Linked DNA regions of Homo sapiens: regions 1 and 2 are each linked to region 3. Evidence: read pairs that join two places in POLR2A ChIA-PET (ENCODE). Cell type or tissue: B cell. All regions are shown on one strand.

Region 1 (2,500 bases), 54 kb after region 3:
AGGCATTATCAGGTCTATTTAAAGGCTCTTCCGATGAAAGCTGCTGTGTAATTACCAAGAACAGCTATGATAAAGACACCTAAATACAACAGCAAATCAGCTGGAACAAACTCTCAAAGGAGTTTACTTCGCTGGAAAATTTTAAGAGAAGGGTAGCAGCTCTCCTTAGGGCAGTTTTGGGTACCATTCTGGCTGGAAGTTTAGGGAAGGCTAGCTGCCTTTCAAAGCCTCCTTCTGGCCAGGCCAATTACTTGGAGTAGAGGGATCTACCTCTGTTACTTCCTCCCCACGATCTGAGCAGCTTCCATATGAAATTCCCCTTTCACATTTTTCCAGATCTGGACTCACAAGCTCTTTTATCCCCCAAATGAAATTCCAGGAAGACATTTACTAATAGGAGAAAAAAAGAGAGAAAGGAAAGAGAGGTTATAATAAGATAGGTAATTGGGAATTCAATGGTTTTTAAGAAGAGGACTGATGTAATTGGTTATTAATGTTTGGCTTTGCTAAAATTCATTTGACAAAATATGTAGTGTTGATGGGGATGGGGGTCAGAAAGCAGGGCTACCACTTTACAACAGCACAAGGGAGAACCAACCCAGCTGAATCCAGCTGATGGCCGCTCAGCTGGAATGAAGAGAAAGATTTAAGAAATATTACAGCTCTAGAAACTATAGAATATAGCAAGAAAATGGAAGAGTCAAGGATACCATGAAATTCGGTGACTTGAATATTGTAAGATTTGGTGACTACCCTAACAGAGGCAGCTGGCAGCGAAGAGAAGTAAGTAGATTATATTTTATGAATGAGATCTGAGTCAATACCATTGTAGGAAGTCCAGTGATTTTATATTTTTGTTAAACTTGCTTATGCAATCAAAGTTCTGGCTATTTATATACAGTGTAACATATGGTATCTGCAAGGCTTCTAAGCAATAAAAACTCCAAAATTCCAAAGATGAATTTTCAAATGAGTACTTTGTAAAGTTAATAATTACACATAATAATAATCGCTATCACTTATCAATTTTGAACTATATAAATATTTTATTCCTATGTAACCCAGATTTCAGCTGGAGGCATAACAGATCTGGTAAAGAAATTGCTATGAACCCCTATAATCCTCTGGCCTGTGGAAAACCAAAACTATTTTGCTATGGTCTAAATGTTTGGGTCCACCCCTTAAAAATTCATACCTTGAAACCCTAATCACCAGTAAGATAGTATTTGGATATGGGACCTTTGGGAGGTAATTAGGTCATGATGGTGGAACCCTCATGATGGAATTAGCGGCTTTATAAGAAGAGAGAGGAGAGCACACACGTGTGCTCTCCTCTCTCTCTCTCTCATTGCCCCCCTCACCATATGAGAACAGAAATGGGAAGTGGGCCCTCACTAGGAACAGAATCTACCAGCACTCTGATCTTCCACTTTTCAGCCTCCAAAACTATGAGAAATAATTTTCTGTTGTTCAAGCCACGCAGTCTATGGTATTTTTGTTATCGCAGCCTGAACTGACTCACACATCCATCCTCATGTCTGTGAGTCCCTGGAACTTGTGTTTTCCTGGCCTTTTCTACCTGCCAAATCACTCCCATACATTGCTGCTGTACCACCAGATGTGAAAATGCCCATTTACTGCTTTTATGCAATACTAAGCTATCATAAGTTTAGTAAAGTCCACTGAAATTGGGAGGACATGGGAAAGAGTCAAAACTTCTTTCCATTTTCCACAGCCCCTTCCTCCTGGATTATGTTGAAAGTATCAATATTTTCCCCCTTCAGTATGCAGAGACATTCATCTTTCAAGGTGTCAGCAGCACAAAGGGCCTTTCATTTGCTGGAGGGACTGGCTCTACAGAGTGGCTTTGGTTACAAGTAGAAGGCATTTATTTTGCTATTACACCTAAATGACTTTATTTAACCCTTACAACATTCTTGTAAGAGGATACCATTATTCCCACTTTACAGATGAAGCAACTGAGGCTTAGAGTCAGCCCAAGGAGTTAAACATAAGAAAAGGTAGAGGATTTAAATCCAGGTCTGATGACTCTTAACTTGTAATTAACCTGGCTTCGGAAAGATGGGGTAATGATTATCTACTCTGGATCGCTTTGCTACTTCAAAACTGCTTGTTGTTATTGTCGTTGTTTTCAATCAAATCTCCATGTTTCAAAAAATGGTCATACACTCCCAAAGACCCTATGTAGAGAAAGTAAAAATCCCAATGATTTAGTATCATTTCAGGAAGAATGAGTTAGCATAATTAAAATATCAAAACAATTGAAGTACAACTCTTTATTATCTTTAAGTAATAAAACTTGGATGAGGGCATAGGCCACCTGCTTGTCAAACCTGCAAATTACATAAAGGAACAGATAATATTGATGATAATGAGGATGAGGATAATGATGATGTCAATAACTATGAAGTTGTTGATGATGGTGGTGGTAATGATAATTAGCATTTATTTAGCACTGTTTTAAATGCTTTACATATAT
Region 2 (2,500 bases), 73 kb after region 3:
AAATGGAGTCTTGCTCTGTCTCTCAGGCAGGAATGCAGTGGCACAATCTCAACTCACTGCAACCTCCACCTCCCGGGTTCAAGCAGTTCTCCTGCCTCAGCCTCCTGAGTAGCTGGGACTACAGGCATGTGCCACCACGCCCGGCTAATTTTTGTATTTTTAGTGGCGTTGTTGGGGTTTTGCCATGTTGGCCAAGCTGGTCTTGAACTCCTGACCTCAGGTGATCCACCCGCCTCGGCCTCCCAAAGTGCTGGGATTACAGGTGTAAGCCACCGCGCTCAGCCAAAACCATTTATATTAAAAGGAGGTTTAGAAAAACACTCTAAATATTATTATAATGCATTTGGAGTGAATTTTTAAAAGTCTGATTTCCCTCAGATATTTTTAATATGTCTGAGTTTATACAATTGTCCTTGTTTCTAGTATTTATTGTATGTAAACTATTATACATCTAAAATATAGTTATGCAAATATGTATATATATAAATTATTTATATAGATATATACACGTAGATCTCATAGAACAGGATGGTTTTCAACATTTAGAGAGACCTCATTTAAAAAAACAGCTGAAACGACTTCTTTTTCAACTCTTATTTTAGCTTTGGGGGTACATGTGAAGGTTTGTTACATATATAAATACATGTCACAGTACATATTATTACATCACTCAGGTATTAAGCTCAGTACCCAATAGCTATCTTTTCTGCTCCTCTCCCTCCTCCCACCCTCCCCCTCAAGTAGACCCCAGTCTCTGTTGTTTCCTTCCTTGAGTTCATAAGTTTTTATCATTTAGCTCCCACTTATAAGAGAGAACATGCAGTATTTGGTTTTCTGCTCCTGCATTAGTATGCTAAGGACAGTAGCCCTAAATGACTCTCAACATGACAACAACAACAAAACAAATAGAAAGATAATTTTGGAGAGCAATTATTATGTACACATATCCCCATCAAAATAAAGACGTAATGAAGGCAAAGTACAAATAAGTAAACTGTTTCTTTTCAAATCCATGAGATGACTCTATGGTGACATCATTAACTAAACCTACATTTTAGGAATAGCCAGCCACTTAGAATTTTTGGTTTTGTGGATCATACATAAATTGACTCCATTGCTGGGGAGTGTATGATTACTCTACAGTCAAACCTTTCTATTCATTAAGTGTTTCCGATGGAGCAAGGAGCTGTGCTGATACCTTAAGGACCTGGCCACATTTAGCTGGGATTAAGGATGGTTTTGTGAAAGGGGAGTGCTGAGCAGACACTTTCATACCTCTGTGTCTGGTTGTCAAGGCAGACGACCGCTTCTCACAGCGTGTTCTAATTATTAATCCTACCGACCTGCCTTGTTTGGTCATTAAGTCTTAATTTATTTTTTTAAAACATTGAGATTGAATTCTAGTTATTTAGCTAGAACAATAACCTTTGTGAGTTTCGAAGACCATAATGTTCCCACATTTTTATGTTGAGAACCGCAAAGCACTTTCAGAAAACCCTACTGCTAAGGCAATGATGTATCACTTTCACTTTCATTATATGTTTTTAATCAGAGCGTGACTTCACACTAGACAAAGCGATGCTTTATGCATGGTCTCACTTGTTTTTGCTAAAATCTTTTGACATGATTAATTTTACTTTAATGCTTTTGTCTTGTTGTAATGGTAAGGATGATGGGTATAAACCAGACAAAAATACATGCTTTTCTATTATAATGCCTCTGAGCATTAAAAATATCTTAGATGAAAGGGGAAAAAATCACAGGAAACTGGTCTGACTGGAATTAAATTTCTTCCTACCTGAACACAGAGTACATGAGATTTTTGTTTTAATGGTTCAGTCATTGTTTTTAGTTTTATTTTTGGTATTTTCATAGCAATTTATTCATCTGTATGATTAGATCTGAAGAGGAGGAGAGAGATCATAGCTCACGGATTTCTTGATCTCATTTGTTGCTTTGCAGCATTTACCTCCTTCACAGAGTTAAGGGATCAAAACGTTAACCATTTCTCTATGAGGTCTATCTCCAGCAGATCAAGGTGAAGCAGGCTATACTTCTCCATGCTGATCTCTGTCATTAGATATAAGCCAGTTTCTGGCTGTACTGATTTTTAGTCTAAAAGAATTGAATATAGTAAATACCTTTTGTTCAAACTACAAAAAAGCAGTGATATACATGACTTTAAGATGAAAACAATAGACCATTCAACAAGTGAGACCTGCCTCGTATGCAGCTGTTGAAGTATCAATTCTACCATATTCTCTCTTCCTTTTTCCTTAATGAATTATGGAGTTGCTTGTCTGTATTACAAGAACATAGCACCTTGTAATACAGATTTTTCTATTTCTAGTTCTATTTATTGGCATTTTCTAGGTGTAGTGAGTTGAATTGTGTCCCCATGAAAAGATATAAGTCCTACTCCCAGTACCTATGAATGTGACCTTATTTAGAAAAAGTTTATTTGCAGACAAAATCAAGTCAAGATGAATCATATTGGATT
Region 3 (2,500 bases):
TATCCACTTGTGGACTCAGACAGACATGGGCATCCCTGCAACCTGCTCTGGCCTTAGTTCAGAGCCATGTGAAGGGCTGAGAGCCTCAGGACCACTCAGCATCAAACTCATGTCTGCTGTTTACATCCTATGCTTGTTATTCAGATCTTTTGAATAGCTTCTAATCTCTTGTTGTTGAAGGGTTTTGACCTGGACTCGTGACCCCATGTTTCAAAAAAACTTTTTTTCGCCTCCTGACCTTGTAGTTTCCGCAATCCTAACCTCAGTATCTGATCCCTGATGCCTGTCTCCCTGGATTCTGGACCTCTTACTTGCTAATCTCTCCCTCAGCTGACCTCTCTGGAATTAATCAGTGATCCACCTGCCAGTACCTTTTATGCCTAACCAACAAACCCCCAGTCCTGGCCTCTTTGGCTTTATCTCTGGTCCATTGTCTCCCAAACCCTGTTAGAATATGCTTTGAAGAAATGGTCTGATTTTCAAAGATACAAAATCAGTTTGAAACTTTGTAATACATGACCCTCGAAAATAAGCCTAGATACAAACTCCCAAACTGAAGACATTTAGTATGCTGACTACTTGTCAACAGACCATAACATCAGTCATGAGTCAAAAGAGGAAGGTGAGCAGGAAGGGGGACAGATATCAAGGAGCCACTTGAATGATAAAGTATTTTCAAAAACACAATTATCTATGTCTGGCTTATCTATTCTACTAAATTATAATTCCTTAAAAGCAAAGACTTGAATTTTTTCCATTTTAGATTCCACGCAATGTCCGTATGGTGCCTGGTACTAGCTAGGCACCATATTATTGAATTAATGAATATAGCAATTGATTAGTGTTTAATGAATTGGCTACAGCCAATTGTTGTTCAGGCATATTTACAAAAAAAAATCTTTCAAGGTTTTTCTGGACAGATTAAAGTGAATTACAACTCAAGGGAAAAGTAAAAGAAAACAAAACACTCCACTCTCTAACATATATTTGAGAACAAATGGAAAATAACACTGGGACTTTGAAAATGAGGAGCATGGCCCTGAGGATTTCAAAATGGACTGCCTTCCTTCTGCTGGAACAACGGCACCACACAACTGAACAAACAGCCAAGGGGCCATGTTCTATCCTGCAGCCCCCACATGTTTGCATTAGTGAGGTAAGCAGCTCAAAGGGGAACTTAAAAGAAGACTTGTATTGTTCATGGAGCCTTTCAAGCGTAGTAAGGGTGGAATTCCATCTGTTCAGTTCAGTTTGGTTCACTGAGCTGGTTCACTCGTAATGGTTCACTGAGTTGTGACACCTAGTAGAAATTACAACCAATGTTTTTAAAAACCTTTATGTTATCATTTGTGAAACTGTGTGGCTTGATCACTTTAAAGTTTTCATCTCCTTGTGTTTTTGATCTGTTTCCAGGATACCTCTTTCCTGGTCTTTAAAAAAAAAAAAAGTGAAAAACTAGCACTGAAAATACCACTAAAAAGAGGAATATATTTGTTGAGCTCTGTTTTGCATACTGGCTTAATTTGTGCACGATTTCAGACAAACACAGAAGTTACAAAGCTTTCACTCCGGGTTTGCATTCACCTTGTCTCCCAACCATGAGCTCTTTATGCACAGAAAGAGCCATGAATGGCTAACACTCTTTGCAGCAGCTTAGCAGATACTCTGCCTTGAGGAACAGGTAGAATTCCACACTACTCGCTTGAATGACTCACTGAACAATACCAAGTTATTAAGTTTTTCAGGACCAAGATGGTGATGGGGGAGGGCACTCCATTTGACATCTGCCCAGTGGCATCTTACAAAAAGTCTCTGTGCTTGCACGGAACTTTGCAGGAGGCCAAGTACCGATCAGCAATGATTATGATCTCAGCCAGATAATCATTTTCACTTACCTGGAGGAGAAGAAACAAAGTGGTAAAATGTGACAATGATGTAAAGTGATGGATGGTTATTTGCAGTGCATTTTGCAAACAGCACATTGGGTATGATGAAGGAGGACCTTTGTATGAAGTTCAACAAATAACAAAAGACATTCCCACTATACTTTGAGTAACCTGCCTCAAAGGTGCCAGATCTATTTCTCACAGGGTGAAGGAAGCGTGCAACCTATTCAGAGAAAAAAAAAAAACAGAGAGAGGAATGCTTAAGAAGGTTTTCCACTGCATGCACTGGAGATCTGAAAAGAATGAAAGTAAATCTGTAAAGCAGAAATCTAAGGAAGAAGGAAATGCAGAAAGGCCGACCACATCAGGCACCTAGTCCAGTTGGTTATGCCATAATCATTGATACCATGGTATTTTTGTCTCATCTCGTATCATGTGCTTCAATTCACTCCAAAAAGTAGCTCCAGCATTTTCCTCTGACCATTGCTCAGTAATGAAGGAGTATGTAATGCAAACGCACGGACAATCTCTGGGTCTTAACAGTAAGAAGCTTCCTGTTGGAAATCTCATTGGGTTAGGTAAAAGGATCTTGATTTATTTGCCAATGAAGGATA

The links. Peaks named below come from ENCODE experiments on the same cell type or tissue, not always from the same donor. Only the 100,000 strongest peaks of a DNase experiment are listed, where the experiment ranks them.
Region 1: POLR2A ChIA-PET joins it to region 3 with 6 read pairs; 4 of 35 experiments call an interaction of 5 or more read pairs at or near these places.
Region 2: POLR2A ChIA-PET joins it to region 3 with 6 read pairs; 2 of 35 experiments call an interaction of 5 or more read pairs at or near these places.

Annotation. Positions count from the first base shown.
Region 1 is chr18:32,748,884-32,751,383 of GRCh38, reverse strand. All of the region lies in intron 2 of KLHL14 (kelch like family member 14), which reads left to right. Among named protein-coding and RNA genes, the nearest start is that of KLHL14, 23 kb to the left of the region's middle. In B cell, no CTCF peak of the experiment used is centred here; a DNase peak (open chromatin) is centred at 1,374; H3K27ac peaks cover 551 bases.
Region 2 is chr18:32,729,723-32,732,222 of GRCh38, reverse strand. The region is part of intron 3 of KLHL14 (kelch like family member 14); the gene reads left to right. The region is part of intron 2 of LOC112268208 (a long non-coding RNA gene); the gene reads right to left. Among named protein-coding and RNA genes, the nearest start is that of KLHL14, 42 kb to the left of the region's middle. In B cell, no CTCF peak of the experiment used is centred here; a DNase peak (open chromatin) is centred at 1,492; H3K4me3 peaks cover 1,248 bases; H3K27ac peaks cover 1,079 bases.
Region 3 is chr18:32,802,433-32,804,932 of GRCh38, reverse strand. No RefSeq gene overlaps it. Among named protein-coding and RNA genes, the nearest start is that of KLHL14, 31 kb to the right of the region's middle. In B cell, no CTCF peak of the experiment used is centred here; DNase peaks (open chromatin) are centred at 12, 582 and 1,222; H3K4me3 peaks cover 1,419 bases; H3K27ac peaks cover 2,500 bases.